Linked DNA regions of Mus musculus: regions 1, 2, 3 and 4 are each linked to region 5. The links are chromatin loops, found by intact Hi-C in ENCODE. Cell type or tissue: heart. All regions are shown on one strand.

Region 1 (5,000 bases), 80 kb after region 5:
CGGCGCACGCCGGTTCCAAGCCTCGCCCCAACCGGCGCGAGCCGGCTTGATCCTCCCCACCCCCACCAGCCCAATCCAATCAACGCCTGGCATCGCCTTAGCAACAGGCTAACAAACGCTGCTCCGCCTATCGCCGGGCGCCTGGGGCGGGCGCTCAGCTACCAGGCTAGTTTGAGAGCGAGCTGCCAGTTTGAAGTCATTGAAACTATTCCAGCCCTGCGAGCCCGTCCACGCGTAGCCAGGCTTGCCGGGGCACCTCGCAGGGTGCAGGTAGTTATCCTAACCGTGAGATCGTGGTGCAATGGATCAAGTGTTTGTCCACAGAACTCTCTATCTATACCCCCCACTACAAGTCTGAACTCTTCGAGGCAAAAGTCTTTGTCTCTTCTTATTTCATTAAAGGCTGCAACGTCCAAGCAGGCTCAAAAGCAAATTCATGTGCCTGCCCTTTTTTTTTTTTTTTTTAAAAAAAAACGAGAGCGCTGTCATTAGGCATTGTACGCCCCATCCGTGTGGACGCTGCAAAAAAAGAACTAGGGAACCATTCAGTATTTGGAATACCCTGGTGTAGGTGCGTAAACCCTAAGAATTGGCTTCGCCTTCATATTTAAAAGACGATACATTAATTCTGTGTAACTTAAAGCATCCTCCATTTCCCACTTGCCTTAAGTTCAATTAACGTCTCCCTAGGATGTACATTTTAGATATTAAAAAAAAACAAAGTATTCCTCTATCTGAAAAGTCGCCAGTATTTGCACTAAAATACTGCATTAGAAAGGAGAAACAAATTACATAACCAGTTTTAACATTATATTCTTCTTGGACTAGGAATTAAGTCATCGCCACCACCTGACGCGTGTAACCAATCTGCTGAGAGGAGAACAAGCGCCCCTCCTCACCATCCCCCAGAACTGGTCCGAAACAGGATTGAACCGCTTCTAACAAAGGGTGGAAACTTAGAAAAACAAGCTTGGAGTCGCCTGTATTTCCACAATGTAGGCACTTAAACAACAGATTGCAAATCTCAGGACCCCTTCTCCCTTTGACAATGCTTCAATCTTCGTCTTATACCCCAAACCCAAATCCGATGTGTCATATACTTTTCAATTCCATCTGTCTGCCATGGGTTTCATTGAATCCACGTTCCAAAGTTAGACATGATGCTCCGAGAAGAAAATCACTGACCCCGAATGGCTTCTAAAACTGACTTAATAGTTTGCATAATGATAGACATTATTCTTTGAAATAAACGATGCTTGATGTACATTTTAAAGGGAATTGGGAAAAATAGGGGGAAAACACGTGGGGGTGTTGGTGCCATATGTCAAAATAAGGGATGGAAGCCCTTTATCAAAGAACAATAATCAAGTCCTCAAAGTCGTTTGCACGTTAATATCAAAATCAGATACATCTAGCAACCTTCTTAAATGTCACTACAGTTCTTTATTGGAGCTCATTTCTGTATCTAAGATTGTAAAATAAAGGAAATCCAATATCGGACTGCAGCTTTTGCAAATGAATTTGAAAATATTAGTAAAACGACGGAGTCACATTTAAACACGTTGTAAGGTGCGTATGGCAGATATGAAGCCGGTTACAGATGTAGTTAAGTGCAGTTTGCACTCACTTTGCAGACGCCTGCATGGATTAAGGCTTAACACGCTTGAACGTCAAGGAGAAACTACAGCTTCTAAGTTTGCTAACCTTTAACAAACTGCCGATTAGAACTGCACTAAATGAGATTAAAGTTCTCATGCAAAGAAGTCGAATGTAGTGACTAATTAAAAACTTACCTCTTTCGTGCCCAATTAAGATGTCTTTATGGTTGAAATATTCTACTTCTTCAGTGTAATTCTGTGTATAGGCAGTATTGGAGCCGGCGTTTCTTGATTCCGTCCACCGTACTTTCGCATGTCCTCTTGCGTGAATTTTAAGAGATTTTACTCTGATCTCCCCGGTAACTTCTAAATTTACCCTTCCTGAGACAGTGTCCCCGCTAGAATACACGGGGACATTACTGTCATTAAGACAGTCAAAGCTTATTGTCAAACTCTTTACCTTTCCCAGCACCATGATTATAACAAAATCTATAAAAATATAATGTAAGACCAAAAAAAAAGTCAAGATCGCATATAAGATGTGATCTTCACTTAACACTGATGGGTGTCTTTGCCGTGCAAGAAAAAAAAATCATGCAGGCAGGATCAGTGATTGTCTACAAATAGTTCATTGAGATTTCTTAAAAAGTCAGGGCAGCAGAGAAGCCGCTGCTCCACGCTCCTGCTCGTCTCAGTGGTCTCCTTACAAAGACGGGCGGCTGGAGGCTGCCAGCTCACTTTAAGAGCAGCTTTGTGAAAAACAACCCTAGTGCGCAGGCGCAGGCTGCGACTGCGGCCAGCCTTCCAGCGCGCTCCCTCCCGCGCGGCGCGCGCCCGGCTCTTGCCGCACGCTCCCGGTACAGTAGGTGTGGAGCGGGCGCCGCCGACTTCGGTGCATGGGCCGCTGCGATTGGCAGGCGGGCACCCCGCCACCCCCGCCACCCCCGCCACCCCCGCCACCCCCGCCACCCCCGCCACCCCCGCCGCGGCCGCAGCGCCGGCCCCGCACGCGCTCCCGGAGCTGAGCAGAGGGACCCGGCGGCGCCAGGCCAGGAGTGTGCGCCTGGGCCGCGGACCCGGAGGACGTGCGAGCCGTGGGGGAAGGGGAGAAACCAGTTGGGCAAGCGGTTGGTGGCCCGAGTCTGAGCTAATGAATTTCAAAAGAAACGTAATAAAAAGCAGACAAATATTGTTCATAGAAGAAAGCGTTGTTGACTTGGATAGAAATAACAAAAGCAAGCAGGACTTTGTAGGCTGGGTGGCAATGGACTAAGCCAAGGCCTGAGGAGCCAAAGAACAATGCTCCAGGCAGCTCCCGTCTTCAGCTCCTACAGCATCAAACCCAATCAAGTTGTCTGTGTAGTGTGTAGGCCTGACCACTTCCTCGAAGGGAGAAAAAGTCCTTTTTCAAGACATCACCTTTTGCTCCTTTTGCAGGGAATGACTCGATTACAACTCCTGTATCAGGAATAAGAATAGAGCTCACACCCCTAATTACCACCTCATAAGAGGCGGTTTGAACATAGTCATTTAGCTGACATTGTTTACAACAGACTGAAAAGCCTTAGGAAAGCATATAAGGTGGTTTTTGGTTTTTAAGTATGATTTGTTATATAAGTGAGGCTTAATTTTGTTAAGCCTTACTTTTAATTCAACATGCTAATTGCCGTGCTGCATCTTTAAATACAGGCACATTTCTCCTTTTTTAATGCCTTGAGTAAAATACTCAGTCATAAACATCACCAGGATTTAGGGGGTAATAGATCATTAACAATCAACATAACCTCATAACAGGGCTATGTTATAAAATCCTGTATTATGCCTAACCAAAAAATGTGGGGGGTTGGTTGTCCATAGTTAAACATTAGATTTTTTTTTTGAATGATAAATCTGGATAGGTCGAATCACAACAAACTAAACACATTCATCTTGCTGTTTTCTTTATTTAAAAAAGAAAAAAAATCTACATGTTTAGTTAGATTGAACTTGACACTTGAACTGAAAAAAAAAACCTAAAATATAACTATGTGAAGAATAATTACTGGAAAAGCCAAGAAGAGTTTAGCTTTTTATGCATAAAATTACACATCTGTGTATTTGGTCCGGGGTGGGGGGTAGGGGCAACTTTCTTCTCTTGGTTGACACCTGGTGGATAATCCAGGTAAAGTGTCTAACCCTTGGGCTAAGGGTTGGTAACAAATACTATTGGTGTTTTTCTCCCCCTAGTGGTAACAGCCACGTCTTTGCTAGAATGTCAAGTTTCCTTCAGTATGAGGTGGATTTCAGCATTAGACACCACAGAAGATTGAGCAAGGAGTGGAGTTAAAAGTGGGCACAACGAGAATTTACATTATTTTTTAAATTTTATTTATGTATGTATATCTATGTAAGAGCACGCATTGTGTGTTCTGGAACCTGTTAAGCCAGAAGATCGGTGGCCTCAGACTCCCTGTTACTGGAGTTATAGATGTGAACGTGGCTACGTGGGTGCTGTGAACTGTATCACATTTCTGAAAATTAAGGATCACTATGTAAGAGCCTGAGAATTGCATTTAATGGAAAAGGATCCTAGTATTGTTTGTAGTTTGTAAAGTTTCTAATGGGGAATCAACACCATCCCTGTATTGCTCCCTCTTTTATTTGATGCTCCTAGGATCTTTTGCTTCATTAGATTTACTTTGCTATTAGTCTAATGTGACTTCTCAAAGACTTTAGTAATGGACACATGCTAAACCTTAACCAATAATTTTTACCCATGTTGCATTTATTTCCCTTTGGTCCCCTTTTCCTTTTGAGGTTTTGTTACATAGTATTCCTCAAGTGTGTAAACAAGTATATTTGATTCATTTGGCTTTCCCCTCCTAGTTATTGAAGCCACAAAAGCATGACGAACAAACAAATATGCTGGTACCTCTAAGTACTTGTGTATATTTTCATTTCTAAAAGAAATGTTATGCTTAGGTCAAATTTTGTATGTTATTTCTCTTTGATTTTAATAACTTTGCATTTGCAGACTCAAAATGTCTCCCCTTGAGACAGCTGGGAGTGCTGGGTTGTGGCGTGCTATCTTGGGCTTCTCTGATGTTTCACTGGGACACTATTGTATTTTGATTTAGATTTCAGCTATTCATCTTCACACCAAGGCTCTTTCCTGCTGCAACCCAGCCTACATCTCATATGCTTTGTCCTCCTACTCATCTGCTAAGTCTCTCCTCCTGTCAAGTACATCTTCTGCCCCCTTTGTTGGCTTGGCTTGTTGTTGCCAATATGTAATTTAAAGGCGAGAGTCACCAAGAGGAATCGGCTCCTAGGAAATTCACATTTTACTGACTGAAAGTTTGTACTAGGGGAATGTTGCCCTTCCCGTCACCTAGTAGTCTCTCTTGATAATGAGGTTTCTAA
Region 2 (5,000 bases), 350 kb before region 5:
AGACCAAGCCCTTTTAAACTGGAAGTGTTACAATGTATGTTTCACATAAAGTGGATAGATCCATTAGATAAAAGGATATTTTTAATAAATCCTACAAGTGAGATACTTTAAGATGTTTATAGAAGATGATAAAACAGTTTAATGACAAAAGCTAGATTTGGATTTTAATATATATTCTAAAGTTCCACCAGAAGTTAGAAATTTCCCATGAAATCTATTGAAAAGGAGTGTATTTTTAAAACTAAAAACAGATTCAAATATGTACTCAAATGTAAATATAAGAGAGCTGGGAAGATGACTCAGTAGTTAAGGATACTGGCTGTTTTCCCGGAAGACCCAGAGTTCAATTCCCAGTACCATCACGGTAGCTTACAACCAACTGTAATGCCAGTTCTGGGGTATAAGGTTTATGGAAATAATCTTTAGGTTATTTGTTCGTCCATATTCTGCTTACAGCAGATGAATTTCTTTCTTTAATATGGCTCATCTGGAAAAGCCACAGTGAAGGAGCACGTGTGCTAACAATGACATTTGGAAGACAGAGATGAGAATTTTTTGGTGAAGCAACATCCTAGTCATGTGCTCCATTTTTTTATTGGGAATGCTGGTGTCAATATTTATTTTGAATGCTAATCTAACCAAATGACCACGTGTCAAGGTCACGTGATGGGTTTACTTTTCTGAATAAAGAACAAAGAGACACAGCGAATGGGAGTTCCAGCTTCATTATTTTTTTCCTAGACTCAGCTCACTAGGCTCCTTCTCCCCCAGTCCTCTGACCTGCATGTGGACACACCCTTCCACTGTGCTTGTGTGTCTATAATGGATTTTCAGGACTGTACCCAAAGTATCATTCTTCTCAGCAAATTTGTGTGTTTGTGGGGCTAAGTGTTTTAGGTTTCCTCAATTATTTAAAAAGAAGCCAAATGCTGCTGTCGTTGGATGGCTGTAAGTTGCATTACCATTGTCAGTCTGCTCTTGTGTGTAACGGGCCACATGTAATGGATATGGGGAGACACTGCAGTTTCACGTCCAGTGTGGAAATTGTTTACCTGGGTTTTAATGAAACCTCTCTCAAAATAAGAGTCTGTTCATAAGCATAGACTACTGCATTCAGTAAACACTTGCAGCACTCTCCTCTGCGTGCTTGCATTAAGCTGGCACTAGGCTGGCACTATGAAGGACCAAACCTGACTTTGAAAACACAGTAAACAGAGAACCTCATTGCAGGTGTCAACTTTAATCCATAATGCATGAAAATGCATTTCAATGCATAATGCTTTGAAAGCTCAAAGAAGGGGCCACTTCCTTTATCCCAGCGGGCAGGGGTGGGTGATCTTGAGCTGAGCACGAAAGGATAATTGTTGGTAGGAAAGAAATATTGCAGAGAACACCCCTTGCTGAACAAATAGCTTAGTAAATGCAGGTTGCTCACACACAGGCTCTCGCATGTATTGGCAAAGTAAAATGGAACATCAGCTTGAGATGCTAAAGAGTAAAGCAAAGCTTGAACAGGTTGGTGTGACAAACAAAACTACGTCATTGTCATTGGTGAGGGGAGGGGACTGAGCTAGAGGAGTGGTGGCACGGAAGGGATGGACCAGCTATGTAAAATGTCAGCACTGAAGAACGGACCTACCTCATTTAGCGGAGGCAGATGCATTCTGTTTCAATAGAATCAACCCTCTCTTCTTAGTTCAAGTCTCTAGCTGATGCACTTCTTCAAAATTCAATACGATTGTTTCAGAATTCTCAAATCATATACAGTCACGAAGAGTAAGGAAGAATCTTTTGGTTACTATGTGATATAAGTAAGTAAAGAACAGATCTGAATAGGCATGCAGTTGTAATTGCCATCTAGGCTCTTAAGAGACATGTTTCCATGGGCTGTCCACCCCTGCTTTACTTAGAGTTCATGATTAAACATATTTCCTAAGCAATTAACCAAAAGAAATCCCAGTGTGGTTATGTACATGCTAGAAAATCCTTTGCTATGCATTGACTGAGAAAAAGAGCAATCAGCTTCATATAAATTGGGGCACTTGAAATCTCAAAAACTGTTTGAAGTCACCAAGGTGACGATAGCTGTCCCAAATGATCAGCTGTGTAAAGCTGAAGTCGCAGGCGGGCATGCTTCAGGCTTTTAAAACTTTGCTCTTTGTTTTGTTTTATTGTTTCATTTTCCTTCCTCATATAGTCATAAATTTTCCACTTGCTAGAAGGGCCTTCTCGGGCATGGCAATGTAGTTCAGCTTATTTTTCCTCCTGGATAAATCTGTGTGTAATTATCTTAGCAGGTGAGAGAATTCAAGGAAGTGGTGACTGGTGAGGAAATGAGTTTTCAAGGCTGAGATTTTTTTTCTTTCATTAGAGGCATGATTTCCCAAACATCCCACTTCATCTTCAGTAAAAGGTACTTTTCCATCTCCCCGAGTCTACATAAATCTGACCACTAGAAGGTACTCTTCACAAAGGCTAGTTCCCACAGCAGCCAGATGGTTCCCAGTAAACCTTGCCGTTTCTTCTCATTTGCAAAAAACATGTAAATTCTTGAGTATGTCTGTTGTGAACAGATGAGAATACTCAGTCACAGTAAAATGTAGTATTACAGAGCAAACAATTTTTGTCAGGGAAAGCCTTCAGATTAAAACCTCTCAGAGACGGATTAGTGTGTCATTTTGTCTGTCTGCCTGCCTGTCTGTCTTACTCTGTGTGTGTGCCTTTGTGTCTGTGTGGCAGGTAGGTGAAGGCATGCATATGTATAGTATTATTTACTTTCTGTTGCTGTAGTGAAACACCACTATCAGAAGCAGCTCAGGAAAGAAAGAGTTTATTTTGGCATACGGCTCCAGAGGGAGAATTCATAGCGTATAGACACAGGCAGCTGAAGATGGATGCCAGGTGGTTACATCTGCAACCAGACACATAAAGCTAAGAGTGCAGACTGGGAGTGGGGCAAGACTATAAACTCTCAACACCTACCTCTGGTGATGTCCTTTTCCTGGTAAGCTACATCTCTAAGTTCTCCATCTAGAGACAATGCATTCAAATGCCCGAGTGTACCGTGTGATTACTCTGTTCAAACCTCTTATTAAACAGATAGTGACTAAGACTGCATTATTTGTAGTGGCCCATGAAAAATCAGTTCATCATTGGTGTCCCACAGTGGTATTTGATCCCAAGTATATGATCCATAAGCAGAATTAATCTACAGTTCTTACTGATACCAGAAATAGTCATACCCTGGATGTTTAAAATGTACTTCCAATTGAAGTTAGCTGTTTTTCTTTTCAAAACATGGCCTTTTAAACTTGTTATGCTGGCATTTGAGATCTGCCCCATCAGTACTGTTCTCTAAGTACTTAACTATTCTTCAAAGCCCATTTGTCATTCCTCTTACAGCAGCAGCAGAATGCACAGAAACTTGTTAGTGGTACTTGTCTCTAGGGTAGGGACAGGCAAGGATGGTCACCAGTGGGGCACAGTCAGTGTTGTGAAAAAGGGTAAAGTTGTGGTGCGAAACTGAGAGATATAGAGACATCGTGTACAGTGATACCAGAGGAAGTCTCTCTGAGAAAGTCTTATTTGAGATCTGAAGGAAATCAGAAAGGAAACCATGCATGTGCTCTGGAAGAAATTTCAGACAAAGAGAAAATGAGGGAAGTCCTGAGGTCTGTTCTTGGACTAGTGAAAGACCAGAGTTTAGAATGTAAGAATTTTAGAATAAAATCAGTGGGCTCCAAAAAGACCTCTCTGAACTTTCTGCCTGACAACAGAGAATGCCAGCAGAACTCCCTACAGAATAGGCCGATTACACTCTTGGTCAGAGAACTATCAGCTTATTGAATGGAACCTACACTGAATGGGGCTGGGGTGGAAGAGGGGACACTGGTTTTAAAAGGTTTATAATTATCCAGACATGAGGAAGTTTAACTTTGCCGAGGCTCTTTGCTGATTGTAGTATGCAGATAGCGAGAATGGTGTATCATCCACTTGTTTTGAGGGCCAAATGGCGAACACGATGGGTGCATTAGCTAAGGTTTTTGTGAAACTGATTCATTCAGTTGCCCAGGTAAATAACAACACCTGTCTTACCCAAGCAAGATTGTGACTTGTGGTGATTTATTATACATGCTAACATGCTAGTCTCCAAGTATCTATTGTCAGGTGTCAGCAATATTACATTCATTACACATTTCTGCATATGTATTTTTTCCTGTGGACCTCAGCTCAAGCCATAAACCTCTGAAGGTTCTCTGAGATCTTTCCTTTAAATTAGATCTTGTGGATTTGGCATTCGAAAGCCCTCACTGTTTCAATTCTCTGGCTGCTTCTTAAAAATGTCCTCCAGCTCGATCTCTTGTGTTATAACAAGGGCCCAAATTATGGCCAGTTACGCTCTTTTCGCTCTTTTCAATTTTTGAGGTGTGAATCAAAGTCAATGTGAATATCTGTGAATAATGTGAATATCTGACCATACCTGAACCGAGCAAGGCCTGTTCTGGTGGGTGGTTGAAAAAAAATCTCAGTTCTGGCCTCCCTGTCCTTTTCCCATAGCTGAGCTGAGGCGTGCAGAGCTCAGAACCATACAAAGTCTGAGAGAGGTTGGAGCAGCTCTCAGGCATCACTACAAACACTGTAGCTTTTTCTACTCCAGAACTGTTCTAGAAAATGTAGCCATGGTGCCATGTGACCTCATGTCTCCCAACCTGCCCTTGTTCCTTCTGTTAGTCTGGGAGCTAGCAGTATCTCCTTTCTTCCCTTTTTTTCTTCTTCTTCCTGCCCAAAGTCCTAATTTAAGGTGTATGTTAGTCCAGAGTTTTGACCTCTTTGTTGTCTTCATTCTGCCTTCTGACTGATGTCTTCCTGGGCAGTTAATGCTACACAGTCTATCTGTCATTTGAAGGGATCAGGGTTGGTCCAGATTGCAAGGAAATTCAGAGGGAAAACAAACCTTGGTTATTTCAGGCCTTGTATTGTCACATACCCTCTCTAGCCTG
Region 3 (5,000 bases), 410 kb before region 5:
GCTTAGGTCCAGGGCAGACACTGTTCTTTTGTACTTTCCATCGCTTTGGCACTAAACACCTTCCCATTTCCTCTTCTGCACAGCTCTCTCAGCCAGGGGTGGAGGTAGGTTGGGAAGTGGAGGAAGTGTCTAATGAGGACGTCACAGTTAAGACTCAGTGTTCCACAGTCTCTCACTCTGTACATTGTCTACGTCTGGAGGAGGCTTCTCTGAGGATGGCTGAGTTAGACAGAGATTTATGGGCAGAGCAGAATGTCATCAGGAGTCATTTTATTGCTGCATTCCCAGATAGATGGCATTTGGTTTTGATCTAGATCCACGGCCTATCTAGTCCCCGATTCACAGTCACCTGTGCAGTGTGCCATGCGTTCAGAGTGACTGGAGCTGCTTGTGTGCATGGACTCGACTTGTGTGACTCCTTCATTGCACAGAGTTTCTTATCAAGCACATGCGTCCTTTGTTGAAGTACTAGAGGGGCTGAAATGGAAAAGTATCAGAAACAATGGCACTCTGTTGTGGTTTTTCTGTTCCAGGAATGAAAGTGTCCTTTAAATTTCATAACCTGTTTTTCAGAGGAAAATTAAGGACTGTATTCCAGATTATGTGTTCAAAGTACATGCAAACTGTAGACAGTAGCAGCTGTTTCCAAAAGGGGCTTGCACTGAATTTGGCAAGGTAATTTACATTACCTTAGGATGCCGTCGTGACTGTCTGGTCTTGCCTCTGCTTCTTGTAGGTAACACAGCAAAGAACCTGCCTCCCATAATTGGACTTTATTCGACTGTATCCACCACTCTGGTGGGTTGTTTTGGCAGTGGCATTAATACAGATTTAATTATGGCATCATGTTATTATAGATAATTCCTCAGCATGCTAGCAGACAAATTTGCTCATGTCTGGGGATGAGAAAGAAAGACCAGAATCTATATGTTAGAATATTGGCTTCTGGTTCACATTATGCTTAACATGGATTTTAAGAAAAATGATTAGTCAGGTGTGTACATTCCCAGTGTATTTTTAGAGTAGACAAAACAATATGGCATAAAATCATGTAAGGGATGATTTATGGTTAAAAAAATGTTTCAATAGCTTATTTTTACCCAATGTAATGGTTTAGTTATTTCACGTCAGAAGCCATACAGTTGGTAGAGTTTCCATAGGAAATATTCAATCTATTTACCAACTGCCTGGATATTTAAAAATACTAACTTAAAGTGAATGTTCTTCTCACTTGACTAGACAAGAGATTTTTAAAGATATATTTTATTTTTTAGCTCAGAGAGACTAAAGCGGCAAAGTATAGGGTCTGTTTGGGTCTACACCGGATCCTCTGTGTATAAGTTATGGCCGTTAGCTTAGTGTTTTTGTGGGACCCTAAGAGTGGGAGTGAGTGTGTCTCTGACTCTTTGGTCTGCTCCTGGGACTCTTTTCTTTCTATTGGCTTTCCTTGTCTAGCCTTGATAGAGGGCTTTTGACTTGTCTTACTGCTTCTTCTTTTGTCCTGTTTGGCTGTTTGTTGTCTGCAGTTTGGCTGTTGGAGACTTCCTCTTTTCTGAAGGGAAATAGAGTGGGGGATGTAGCTGGGAAGAAGGGAGGTGGGGGAGGCTGGAAGGAGTGAAGGGAGGGAAAAACCGTAGTAAGGGTGTATTGTAGAAGAATTTATTTTCAATTAAAAGATTTAATTTTGTTACTATGTCTGTATGGGGAGTGGGGGATATGCACATGAACTGTATAATGTAGCAGAGAGATGGTGGCATTGCACTCCGAGGACCTGAATTCATAGCTGTGGTGAGTCACCCAGCTTGGGTACTGAGAACCACTCGGCTGCTCTTGCAAGGGCAGCAAATGCCCTTGAATACTGAGCTGCCTCTCCTGCTCCAAAGTGAGGACTTTCCAAAAATGTCAGATTCTCCAAAACGAGAAATGGAAATGTTTACAGGAACACTGGCTTTTATTTACATTGACCAAACTTTAAAGTACTTATAGTATGAGTTGTAGAATTGTGTTATTGGGACCATTACAGTTCCAGACATGGATCTCCTATTTTTGGATCCTGCATCTTTGCTGAGTAGACATTATTAGAGTTTAAATTGCCTGGAGAAATGAAAAAACAAACAAACAAACAAACAAACAAACAAACAAGGGTTTGGGACCGTGGTTCTTTTTAAGGAGTAAAATGTCTCCACTTACCTATAGGGGTGACTTGTGAATATGGGGAAGACAGGCATGCCAAGATCTTTCCTTATCAAGACTTAGTTGATTGTCATGTTTGTGTGTGTGTGTGTGTGCGCGCATGTGCATGCATGCATATGTGTGTACATATGTGTCACAGAGAGATGGCTCTTCTGTAGCACAGGGTGCCCTGGACTTGCTATGTAGCTGAGGATGACCTCAAACTTCTACTCTTTCTGTCTCCATGTACAGCATACTGAGATTAGGGACTTGCGTCATCAGACTGGTTTAGACTATTATTTAGAATTCAGTAAACGTTGGGCTGTTTATCACGCCGCAACATTCAGGAATGTCATTGTACAATGTCTGCTTTTCAGGAATGATCCAGATTGCACACAACTCCTAAAAGACTTCCCCTTAGTCTGAGCCCTGTGCCATTTTAACTTTGAGGATGTTGCTGAAAATTGAGCCCAGGGCCTTGTGCATGCTAGGCAAACACGACCACCTGAGCCGTATCTCATCCCTTCATTTTGAAGGAGTATGGTACAATGTATTTGTAAATCATATTGTCAGGGAAATGTGCCTAAGTTTGCTTGTTCTCTAATTTTAGAAACATATAGAATATTGTATTACTAATTCACTACATATTTTATTATATTTATATTCTGAATAGGAGGTGGATACAAAAGAATTAATAGATGGTTCTTGTATTGAAGTTAGATGGGTAGGGATGTAGTCAGAGGGGAAAATATGATCAATACACATTTTTGGAAAAAAAAAATTTAGAAAAAAAGTGGCATTGACTACAATATACCAGCAGGTGGCAGTATAGGATTTTTCCCCACCCAAAACCAAAGTTAGTCTTGCAGAGTTGGAGTAAGGTTAAAAACTGAAGGATCCTTTCAAAGATTTCTTTGGCCTAGCTACAGAGTGTATAGCATAGCAAAAAAACATTTGTGAGTCTCTAGCTATGTTTTTTTTTTTTGTTCTTGTATTCAAAATTGCAGCGAACAAATTTGCAAATTAACACCCGAAAGCTTGTATCTACCTGTCCTTGGTAGAAATACCTTGTCCCACCCATCAGTTACTTTTAAATGCAGGGGCCATAGACGGTCCACCACGACATTTATGCTAAATAGTAACCTGCCTACTATTAATATAGAAAATTGTGCTTATTGAAATATCACAGACTTTTTGAGAAAAGGTTTATATTTTTAGCAGTATATTTCCCTCAGTGTCAAGTTGTGTTTTTTCTCATTTATCTGCAAGGAAACGCTTAAGCAGCAAGGTGTGAGAGCACTCTCTTCCAATGTGGTGGGAAACATAGCCAACAGCCTTTCATGCTGTTGCCAGATATTCCTGGGGAAAACATCTACTTCTATCTTTGGAACTTTTATCTTAGAGTCACATTGCCCTGTGTGCCCTGAGCGGGCTGGTGGCAGGAGGGACAAAGGGCATCTTTGCCAGGCGGGGTTCTCAATTCCAGAGCTTCTGTCGGGAAAAGCAACTCCCCAAATCTAAAAAAAGAACAGAAAGATAACCATGTTTGCTCAGATTAATAAATCTTGCCAACAGGAAAACACTTGATTTCTGTTTCTTTTTGTCTATGGCTTAACTTCATCTTCTGAAACTGAATAAAGATATCTGTCCAGAGACCCTTCATGTGCATGGCTGTGGCACAAGCTCTGTGAAGCCTCTCTACTGACTCACCATGGTCTATGTGACTAGCTCAGAAGTTGAAACACTTACGTGGTTTTATTTGGTTTTTACCTTATTTTTGTCAGCTAATGGATGTGCATGGATTTTAACTTCATCTTTCTCTTCTTCATGAAGGCGGAAGAGAATTTTATGTTAACTCTTAGGACTATTATCTAGAATTCAGTAAAAGTTGGGCTGTTTATCACGCCGCAACATTCAGGAATGTCTTTGTACAATGTCTGTTTTTCAGGAATGATCCAGATTGCACACAACTCCTAAAAGACTTTCCCTTAGTCTGAGCCCTTGTCATTTTAACTTTAAGTATCTATCATCTTGGAGACTTTCTAAGGATCACTGCATGCAAGACTGAACCCAAAGCCATATATGACTCCAAAACCCTGTCTCCTTCCAGTAGGACAGGACTTAACTTCCCCAAGTATCTTGACCTGTGGCATTGAAACTGTTAAAATAGGAAAGACATGTCTAGGGCCCCAAATGCTATTAACTAAGAACTCTGTCTGCCTGTCTATCTATCAATCATCTATCTATCTAAGTATATACATACATATCTGTGTGTGTATGTATGTGTGTTCACATGTATGTATATATCTCTATCTACCATCTATCTATCTACTATCTATGTGTCTGTCTGTCTGCCTGTCTGTCTGTCTATCAATCATCATCATCATCATCAAGCTGTCTGTTACCTGTCTATTTCAGGTCAATTGAAGCAGAGCAAGATGAAGTGTTATAAATAGAGATAGTTTTCCTTTAGCTAGAACTTCTGGCTACTCATTAATCTGACTGGATCTTGTTCTCTTTACTTTTGCTAATTCAACAACAAAAAAAAGTTTCAAGAGTTTAAATAATAGAATCAAAATTAGATCTTGCTTTGAACTAGCAACTGGAGCAAGGGTTGTCTTTCAGAAGAATATTGTGACTACATGTTGTACAGATAGAAATAGATCAAACACTTCCCAACCTTCAGTGTAAGCCGTCTGCTCAAGTTCAGATGCTGAGCCGGTTATCAGAGGGCTGCCTGATCCTGTTTGTGGAGGGACTGGAACAGCCTGGAGTAACCTCCCCGTTCATGCCTCTGCCTGTGGCCACTGCTGCTGCCACTCATTAGT
Region 4 (5,000 bases), 390 kb before region 5:
GTATAGGCACCAATAGCATAGAGTTTTCCTTCTGTAGAGAAAGGTTCAGGGCTACAGGAATCTGAGAGATTAACCGTAAGGACTCAGCCTAGCCAACAATTAGTGTTCGATTAACCGTAAGGACTCAGCCTAGCCAACAATTAATATTCTGACTCGGGTGATTATTATCCTCAAACCCACCAGATACTCATGAGACTCCAACAAAAATGTCCTTCTGTCATTTAAAGAAACAACCCTTGGGGAATCTTTGACTCTTAAGGATTTGGAATTACTCTTTTGAAATCTTTCCCAGGATTCACGATCGAAAGGCTCGTGAGAATATAAAAAAGTTAGGCGAGAGCAAATAAGTCCTCCTCTGGTCTTTGTGGGTTTGAACCAGGGCAGGAAAATCCCATTTGCCTTTTATGCAACATAAAGGCTAAAAGCCTTCTGTGAGATATCTATGGAAGAACATTTTAGACTTACCGTACGCAACAGTTATTCACTGTTCCTGTTATCCAATTATTTAGCTTGTTTTGCAATGTATTAAATGATACGCTAGGAACTACAGAGGAGAATACACAGAACAAAATCGAGATCCACCAGTTTGTGAGGAAGATGGGAAAAGTGAGCAGATGAACTCTGTAGAGTAGAGTAAGCTTGGGGGCCTTCAGAGCACATAGTAGAAGGAATGGACATGGAGTTATTCATTCTACCCTGGATGAGGAGTGGGCTCACAAGATTTTGATAAGGATGAGAATTCTCAAGTTACATTGAAAGCTGAGATGTTTTTATCATGTAGGATCTATAGTTAAAGTGCAAACGTTAGTAAAGGCAGAGGTATGGGGTGTGTCCGGTAGGATCAGTGATGCTAAGGGATTTCTTTAACCTGGATTATGTTCCGTTTAGTTTGCAAGGATTCATTGGTGGTTCAACTGCTTAAGAGTTGCTGAGTGAGGAAATCACGGTCGGTGCAGACCTGGAAGTGGTGGGGATTAGTCTCCAGGTCTAAGCAGGTTTGACTTAGGGGACAGTAACAAAAATAACAATTCCTTACACCTATTCTTGGATGAGAGTTTGGGCCCCACAGGCATGTATTTGTGTCTGACAAGCACTGCTTTTAGAAATGTGTTAATTGATCTAAAAAGGCCCAAGTGTGCCTTACTACCCTATTTTCTATGGAAGGTTTAGAATCCTCTTTTCTGTCAGGTGTGAGTGGGATCATAGTTTTGTTTTGATTTTTTTTGGTTTTTTTTTTCTTTTTGTTTGTTTGTTTTTGTTTTTCGAGACAGGGTTTCTCTGTGTAGCCCTGGCTGTGCTGGAACTCACTTTGTAGACCAGGCTGGCCTCGAACTCAGAAATCTACCTGCCTCTGCCTTCTGAGTGCTGGGATTAAAGGTGTGTGCCACCATGCCCGGCTGGCCCTTTATTCTTGTATTGAGTTAATATCTATTAGAAATTAAGTCATTTATTATACACTGAAATATATCAGTTTTTTTAAAAAATATTAATGTCTTACAACAATCTAAAAAACTGTGATATTTGTTCCAGTGAAGGAATAGGAAAAGATATAAGGGAAGTATTTTTAAATGCTACTTCAAATTCATTCTACTAAAATCATGTACTAAGGACCCACAAAAATATATACAAATATGTTTGTAAGAATTATTAATAAAAAAAGAGGCCATAAATGTGGAAGAGAACATGGAGAGGAAATGAGAGGGATTGGAGGAAAGGAAAAATGTAAAAATATGTCCTTCATGAAAATATAAAGAATGAAATTAAAATGACCCACAAAGGCTTAACCAGTACAACTTTTATCTGTTATAATATTTAAAATTCAGGAAGAAATACAATAGTATTACAAAGCAAAAGTAACAATTGTTTAATTGTGGAAAATGTGTATGTTTTTAGTTGGACTACTTTTTATTTTCCTGTGTATGTTTTCAGTGGGACTACTTTTTGTAAACTTACCGTCGAATTCATATTCTTGAGTTAAAGACAGAATTCATAGTCCAAAATGTATGGTGAAACAACACAGGAAGATACTTGTTCTGTTGTTTACATCTTGCCATGAGTCCCTCTTATTTTTTTTACAAGTTATTAATAGGCTTGAGAAAAATAATATAAGCAGTTGCGCTGAACAGAAGCAAAGTGGAGAGACTAGACTTCCGCCAGAGCCCGCTGCTGTTTTGAGAGGGGAAGCCGGGTGCAAACAGTTGTGTGAGAAACTGGGAGAGAGGAAGCAATTCAGGTCCACAATGACTGCTGATATTTGATTTACTCATTTTGGAGTTTACAAGCGGCTGCCAAGTTGCGTCTAAAGCATGCTGCGTAATCCTTGGAGGCCTCCCTCCAGGCCAATGTCTGCGACGCTTGCGTCAGTGGTGGCCGTGAGGGAGGAAACCACTTAAGAAAGGATTGTTTACTACTTAGTTTAACTTGGAATTAAAAGACTAAAATAAGCCCTTGGAACTCTGTTTTTGTTTTGTTTCTCATAAAAAAATAAATTCATTACCCCCTTCCCCCCCCCCCCCCCAGAGAGATACCAAGTGTACAATCCCAAATGCTAATTAGAATCCCCTTCTGAGCAGCATCTTTGAAGGTCTTTGAAGGTCAGTGAGAAAATTCTTACTTTCTAAAATGACCTCCATATTCCCTATCATTTGTAAGTCCCATGTGAGAGTAAGCAAACAGACTAACCAAAAATTACCTCAGTCTTCACAGTCATTCTATCAGTTGCTTGTGAGATTAGACAAACTAACTCCAGCCTAATTGTGATGACGTCCTCAAGGACACAGTGGTCTAAGGCTCACTGAGGGAGACTGTCCAATCCGAAGCATACAGAGGGTATGTGGAAAGGACTGCGGTCCGCGTCCGAGTTGCCTTTTTTTGCTACATACTTAGTCAGTTTTCCAGCTAGTGGATTATAGTTTCCTTGAGGGTAAAGACTGCTCATATTTGTTTGTTAAATCTCATCCTGTTGATAGACTGGAACACGAGGAGAAACCTTTGAGTGTCTACCTGTGAGTAATTGTTTCCCTAGGATAAGCCTACTTCAGCTGCTAAGTGGAGCCTAGCGTGGGAAAGGGGTTGAGGAAATAAAGGTCACAGACTCAGCAGTGTATGGACCGTGCACGGCTTTTGTTTGCTTTTTCTCTCTTGCGAGCAGAAGGAAGTGATAGGACCGCCCAGCAGCACAGCTGGCTGCAAGCTCAGCCCCACTTCTACAGCTCTCTATCAAGAGTGGATTCTCAGACACCCACTGGACGCCATCACTCCGCAAGTAGTTTTAAGATACACAGGCAAAGGGGGGGGGGGCTTGCAAATGGACCCGATCATCATTTATATTTTAGAGCAATCCATCGGTGAGATTTGAAAACAAAGGAAACACGGGGAAGCAAGGAGCGTTGTACGTTCTAAAAATGTAAAGAGAAAAGAACAATCCCACGAGGTCTCAACTTCAGACAGAGAATTGTCAGCAACCAAGGAATGCAGAGTGGGAGAAGTAGTCTTCTGTAGGGAAGGGCATTCCAATTGGTTATCCAAAACCAAATGGCTCGCCCTAAAGACATACATAAAAGGAACAGGAAGCAGATCGAGGAAGTTGTATTTATGTATTTAAGAACACACATATATATGTGTAACAACTCTTAAAAAAAAAGAGGCCATGAGTTTGAATGAGGCCAAGGGGGCACACTGGAGGGGTTAGAGAGGAGACAGGAAAGAGGGATAATGATGTAATTAATTACACTATAATTTCAAAAATACTTAAAAACATACAAGAACAAACAGCAATTACCATAGGAGTAAAATACAAGTTATTTTATTCGCTTAGGTTTAATTGCTTTTTCCTGTAAACACATTAGGTAAAGCTATGTTTATTTGGGGAATGGACTCTTCTCATCACAGGAAGAACAACTTTCCCCCCATTTCCTTCTGGGCTTTTATATTTTCAATTTTCTTCTTCATTATGCTGTTTGTTATTGTTTGTATTTTATCTTTGATTTTCCCAAAGGGTCAATAGCATTTATTTAATTTAAAATTTTAATTCAATTAGAGTAAATTATTTTAAGATGATATTTAAGCCCCTTGAGTCCCAAAATGTCATCAGTGATATCTTTGGGCTTTATAAAGTTCAGGGAATATTAAATACACCCGAGAGTGGAACACTGACTGGCAGCATCCTCTTTACAGAGATCACTGGGGAAAACAGAATCCTAGTCTCCCAGGCAGGCTGGGAAAGCTTGAGTTTCACGTCAAGGCTTTGTCTTCTGTGCTTTGAAAGGTTCACTCAGAGAAGCAACCACCACATGGTTCATTGTGGAGTCACATCTCAGCTCCACTTTGTGATCACTAGAACTGCTAACCTAACAATTTGTTCATGACAACCACAGCCTCAATATGTCACCTTCTCCTGAGGATATGGGTCACCTCACGTTCCCCATTTCCCATTAGCCTCTTGTCTTTATGAGGAAGTCAACAGTGGCTGATCTTAGAGCTCCCTTTCCTATTCAGTCTGACCCTGAGCATTGACTGCTCTGTGCTCAAGTGCTCTGTAGCCTCTGCTTCTAAGGAAACAGCCCATACTCTCAATATTCACAGCTTGATAATACTTTAAGATTATATATATATATATATATATATATATATATATATATATATATGAACATCATTACAGTTAAAAGCATCATTGTGTGATGTCTGCTGCTAATTGATGGAATATTCTGTATGTCTTGCACTCTACCTTTTATGCCAGAAGTGGCTGGATCCTACCTGTGCAATTTTGGAACAGAAATTAAACGATGAGTTCCAGGAAGGCTTACAGTAGCTGTTATTTCTGATTTAATCAAATTAAAAGGAAAGGATAAAAAAGGACAATGAAGTCCACCTGTGTCCAGTGTTGCTGGAAATTATGTCCCTGCTAAGTTGACATTTTTGATTAAAGGTTCTAATTATCAAGCTGTTAATACTCTGAGTTGAGTACTCATTAACGGTGCTACCATTTAATAGCTTTGTCT
Region 5 (5,000 bases):
TAATAGAGATTGTTTTCCATTTTTGGGGGAACAACAAGGACAAGAGCGATAGTCTGTATGTGGGGGAAGTCTCTTGGACAACCCTATTCAATGACTCAAAAGAAGGCCTCTCATTACTGGTGTTGGGTTTTTCTTAGGTGATTTTTGGTTCTGGTAGAAAGCATTGTCAGCCCAGATGAGGAAATTTTATTTAAACTATATATGATATTATACATAGACTAACTGGTATTTTGGGGTTCTTTTAAGGTAGCTAATGGTATGATTCAGGCATCCTTACTGTTATCTTACTCTCTCCTTCTGTGTTTATGTGCCTTCTCTTCCCTAATAACAGCACACCCCTTTTCCCAATTATCCATCGTATCTCTTGTACCCTGCTATTTCCATCTGTATCACTTCCCCACACCCATCCCAGAAATGGTGTGCACTTGCATTTGTCAGTGTGGAACTTGGAGCCTCCAGTGAGAGCACATGACCTTAGTAGGGAGTTAATGTGGAGACAAACACAGAAAAAAAATGCCATGTGATCCAAGCAGCATAGACTGTATGCCAGGGACAATCAGAGATCTATGGCCATTGCTGAGATGTAGAAAGGAGCCCAGAGGGGTCTACCTAGAACATGGTGGACAGTCTCCAGGATTGTAAGAGGGTAAGTCCATGTGGTAGTGAATATGCTTGACCCAGGGAGCGGCACTACCAGGAGATGTGGCCATGCTGGAGTAGGTTGGCCTTGTTGGAGGAAGTGTGTCACTGTGGGGGTGCACAATGAGACCCTTCTGCTAGCCATGTGGGAGCTAGTCTTCTAGCAGCATTCAGATAAGGAATATAGAACTCTCAGCTCTTCCCTCTTCCTGCACCATGCCTGCCTGGACGCTGTGATGCTCCTGTCTTGATAATGATGGACTGAACCTCTGAACCTGTAAGCCAGCCCCAATTAAAGGTTGACCTTGTAAGAGTTGCCTTGGTCATGGAGTCTGTTCACAACAGTCAACCCTTAACTAAGATAGTCCACCTTTACTATTTTAGGTACAGTGCTAGGTGTGGCACTTCTTACCGAAGTCCTGGAAAGTGAAAGATGCTGTCCTCCCCCACGCCTTCTCCTTACCTCTGCCAGCCCACTGATCAGTTCTTCCCAAGTTCACGATATAAAGAGACCTCGTAAACATGCCAATTTTGGATGGAGTCTGAGATTCTAGGCTCTAAGGACGCAGCGGAGGATGATTTTGAACTTCTGTTCTCCCTTCCTCCACTCCAGTCTTCAAGCATACTAGGCAAGCACTCCTCCGTCTTTGCTGCGTCAGCAGCTCAGAGAGCCTGTGCTTCTTATGAGCTACTTTGTGATGCTGGGTTGCTGGTCCAAGAACTCTACTTGGACCAACAAGGGCTTGTTGGGGAGTTTGCTCCAATGCTAGCAAAGATGAAGCTGGAAGAGTTTCCCAGAGAAATGAAAATGTCCAGGGATCGGAAGTCGGAACAACTTCCTGCTGAGGCTATAGCTGTGTAGCAGTGTCTGATTAGAGCATCAGGCCTTCGGTTCCATCTCTACCATATCAACAGCGATGTAAATGGCTATCACTATAACAGTACGCTGATATTTTATGTGGCCGCCCCGCATTTTACCTTTCCAGTATTTTAGACAGAAAGATGAATAAGAACACCAGAACCAACGTGGTCTGTGTGTTCAGTCTAGGAAAACTGCTTTCCTCCTATCCTCTGGTAGGCTTTGCGGATCACGTGTTTCACTGGCAGGTGGCCGGTTTCTAGTTTTATTCAGGACATTCTGCAGCTGCAGTTTGGAGTAAAATTGTGCTCTGGGACAGGTGGTCCAAGCTACGTTTGCAGAAATGCTTATCTATCGTTCTCTTCATTTTAAACTCCGAGGAGGAAGCAAGAAACATGGCCGCTATAAAGACAGATTTCAACAGGCCTTCTAAATCCCCGGGACCTCTCCAAGGGCAAGGAAGCTAATCAGTGCCTGAGATGACAGATAGGATGTCGCGATGAAGGCCCTGGATTTTACAGTAAGTCACTGCCTGTACACCATGCCAGATTCCAACCTGACTTGCGTCACCGCAGTGTGGCTTTATGACAAGATTAGTTACCAAACACACTGAAAAGATAACCTTAGGAAACGGAGGGCATAAATAAGACAGAAGTTTGGAACCGCGGAAGTATTAAAAAAATCCAAACGAAGATCATCTCAAAGTCACTGTTCAAGGACAAAGCCGGGATTTGCGCCAACAAGCTTCGATGGAAGAATTTGATCCCTAGACTAGTCAGCCCTTAAGGCAAAGAAAACAACGCAGGAAGTTAGTGCTGGGCTTGGTCGGGATTCAAAAGCTGTAAACCCTGCGCTGCTCCGGGAAGCGCAGAGACCGGTCTGCAGCACTGAGGGCTCGGCCTCGGCGTGCACGGAGCCCGGCAGCCTCTGGCTGTGCAGGGCGAAGCGGGAGTCCGCGGGAGCGGTGACTCAGCGCTGAGTCAGGCGAGCGCTACGTGCCGGGAGACCGGCTGTCAGGAAGGGCGTCCCAGCGCCTCGGCCGCGGAGACCCCGGGGCCACTCACCCGCCGCACGCACGGGCCAGAGCGGGTGACGTCCAGGATCCGCAGCGGGGGTGGGGTGGGGGGTGGGGGTGGCCCCACGTGACCCCGTTTCCAGGGCTTAGGCTTTCGTCCCATGTATTTCCTCAGATAGGAGATTTCTCTTGCTCTGGCTTGTATTTGTTGTTGTTTGTTTGATTTTTTTTGGAGGGGGGGGTGTGGGTGGGTTTTGTCTGCTTGTTTGTTTTTTGCTTTTGTTTGGTTTTATTTTTTGTTTGCTTACGTTTAATTTTTTTAATAATCCGCACCCAATTTGAGAAATGACATTTTTAAATGAGACACAGGAAGAATGAGTAAATAAAACAAAAACACGCCTTGCAAGTGATGTGTCAAACCTTTGCACGACTTTGAGGTTAAATCATTGTGGCCTTAGTGGAATTGTAAAACATTAGGTATCCTTGGAAAAAGAGAGTTTAACTCGGTTTTGATGTTCAGTGTTAAAGGAAGCCAATCTTTGGTCTTTGTGCAATTGCCTTTCTCATAAAGGATTCTAAAAGCTGGAGGCATGTTTGATAGTAACAGAGAACCATGATGGTGTCCTGGGCATTCAGCCCTCTAGCATCCTGTTCGGATTTTTCCAACTGTACTGGTGATTGTGGCAATGCTATGTTGAGAGCCAATGGCAAGTGTTGCATTGTTCAGTGTAGCTGATCAATGAGATAATCCAGAGACAGGTCGAGGGACAGGGACCCCTTTGAGCTGAGTTTTAAGACAATCACACTAGGCCTTTAGAACCTGTGCCAACTGTTGCCAATTGTTTTCCAAGGTCCTAGAATTCTTATTGCTCCTGATGCCAGTGTGCATTTGAAACAGTGCATCGCATCACCATAGAACAGCCTTCTTTCTATTAGGAATGCTTTTCTTGCTTTTTACTAGGTTGAGACTGTCCCAAGACGTGCATGCTCTTTTTTTCTAGTTGTAAAAAAAAAAAAAAAAAAAATTAAATATTTAAATTGGGTGGGGGTGAGCCTTTAACCCCACGATTCGGAAGGCAGGGCATGTGTATTCCTGACTTTGAGGCTAGCCTAGTCTACAGAGCTAGTTCCTGGTCAGCCAGGGTTACACAGAGAAACCCTGAGGGGGAGGGGGAGGTAGGGAGCCATAATAAGGGCGTGGAGATGAAAGATGAGTGTGGTGGGAGGAGGGGGGATTTAAACCACTGTGGTGGGACCCTGTCTCAAAGACCCTAAAATAATAATAATATATAAATAAAATATAAAAAGAAAAAAAAGGAATGCTTTTCTTGCAGGGAAGAGCTTTGAGGTTAGAGTGACTCTCCAAGCTTATATGCAGGCATGACAGCCAGATTTTTTTATAGGAAGTTAAAGACCCTAAACTGACATTGAAAAGGAAGGAAGGGAGGAAGGAAGAAAGGGAGGGAGGGAGGGAGGCAGGAAGGAAGGAATGAAGGAAGGAAGGAAGGAAGAGAGGGAGGGTGGGAGGGAACAAAACTGTGAGAAATGGATGAACTAAGAAATGGAAAGCAATATATTTCAGTTACTGATGACAAGGAACATCTACTGGTTAGGTTAGCCTTTGAAAGTTTGACAATGTTGTGTAGATATTTAAAATACAACTAGTTATATTTGTCAGCTGGTATTTAAAACTGACTTGTTCTGGGTCATTATTCTTACTTAATTTAAATTTGTGCTGCCTTGATGCTCTCAGGGTGATATTTGGAGGCCAGGTTTATTTTAAGGTGTGACTTTGAACCTGTTTCTTGGCTTAGCTAGTCCTGTTTTCTCATCTGAAAAATGGAGGCCAGACACATTGTCTGATCAATTTGTGGAAAGTATTCAATGAAGGGATGCCTAAAAACACTGATGTGAAAAGCAGCCAACAAATTAGTATCTTGTCATTATTATTAAATATGATTAAGCAGCTGGTCAGATGTTACAAAGTATTAATCTTACCTGGGGTAACAAAGACTGGGACTCTACATCACAAATGCAGTGGTTCAGTGACTCTGGGCAGATCCTTGGATACATTCTAAAGTATCTAGGCAAGTGTTCTTTCATTATTAGAGAAAATTAAGTAAAGGGACTCTACATCAAGACAGTGCTGCTAGCCACCAGCTAGCCAGAGAAGTGGTGACTCGTGCAAAACCACCAAGAAGAGCCCCCCATCTTACATCCTTAGAGAGATCTTGGGACAGAGAAGCAGTGCAATCTCAGAAGAGAGGACATGGCCTTTGCCCTTTATGCTAGAGATCAACTCCCTGAATGCGTAGCAGTTCCTCCTCGCACTGAGGTAAGAGCTTCTTTCTTCCCAATGGTAAGACTGATGAGCCTAACTGTAGGCGCAGGTCAATGGTCAATCTCCAACCAACTTTTCCAGCAGAGAGAGGATTCTCTTGGAACACTGTGATATGTACTTGTGTCTGTCAGCTAGGGCCACAACAA

What was found. Peaks named below come from ENCODE experiments on the same cell type or tissue, not always from the same donor. Only the 100,000 strongest peaks of a DNase experiment are listed, where the experiment ranks them.
Region 1: it touches region 5 in a loop (7-fold over the local background); 14 of 42 quality-filtered maps call a loop at or near these places.
Region 2: it touches region 5 in a loop (2.0-fold over the local background); 3 of 42 quality-filtered maps call a loop at or near these places.
Region 3: it touches region 5 in a loop (4-fold over the local background); 5 of 42 quality-filtered maps call a loop at or near these places.
Region 4: it touches region 5 in a loop (2.5-fold over the local background); 5 of 42 quality-filtered maps call a loop at or near these places.

The regions. Positions count from the first base shown.
Region 1 is chr13:80,880,723-80,885,722 of GRCm38, reverse strand. It overlaps Arrdc3 (arrestin domain containing 3), which reads right to left and starts at 2,301. Exons shown (of 8, transcript NM_001042591.1): 1 at 1,794-2,301. The coding sequence starts at 2,073. In heart, no CTCF peak of the experiment used is centred here; DNase peaks (open chromatin) are centred at 122, 882, 2,392 and 3,772; H3K4me3 peaks cover 3,324 bases; H3K27ac peaks cover 3,466 bases.
Region 2 is chr13:81,312,418-81,317,417 of GRCm38, reverse strand. All of the region lies in intron 83 of Adgrv1 (adhesion G protein-coupled receptor V1), which reads left to right. Among named protein-coding and RNA genes, the nearest start is that of Gm32639, 210 kb to the right of the region's middle. In heart, a CTCF peak has its summit at 2,449 (motif pointing right); no DNase peak of the experiment used is centred here.
Region 3 is chr13:81,367,793-81,372,792 of GRCm38, reverse strand. All of the region lies in intron 83 of Adgrv1 (adhesion G protein-coupled receptor V1), which reads left to right. Among named protein-coding and RNA genes, the nearest start is that of Adgrv1, 260 kb to the left of the region's middle. In heart, a CTCF peak has its summit at 2,991 (motif pointing right); no DNase peak of the experiment used is centred here.
Region 4 is chr13:81,349,772-81,354,771 of GRCm38, reverse strand. All of the region lies in intron 83 of Adgrv1 (adhesion G protein-coupled receptor V1), which reads left to right. Among named protein-coding and RNA genes, the nearest start is that of Gm32639, 250 kb to the right of the region's middle. In heart, a CTCF peak has its summit at 2,149; DNase peaks (open chromatin) are centred at 2,281 and 3,171; H3K4me3 peaks cover 706 bases; H3K27ac peaks cover 1,448 bases.
Region 5 is chr13:80,960,496-80,965,495 of GRCm38, reverse strand. It overlaps Gm4211 (a long non-coding RNA gene), which reads left to right and starts at 4,062. Exons shown (of 3, transcript XR_382678.2): 1 at 4,062-4,848. 9330111N05Rik (RIKEN cDNA 9330111N05 gene) reads right to left here and starts at 1,422. Exons shown (of 2, transcript NR_015587.3): 1 at 1,103-1,422. In heart, no CTCF peak of the experiment used is centred here; DNase peaks (open chromatin) are centred at 1,735, 2,075 and 2,495; H3K4me3 peaks cover 1,076 bases; H3K27ac peaks cover 1,641 bases.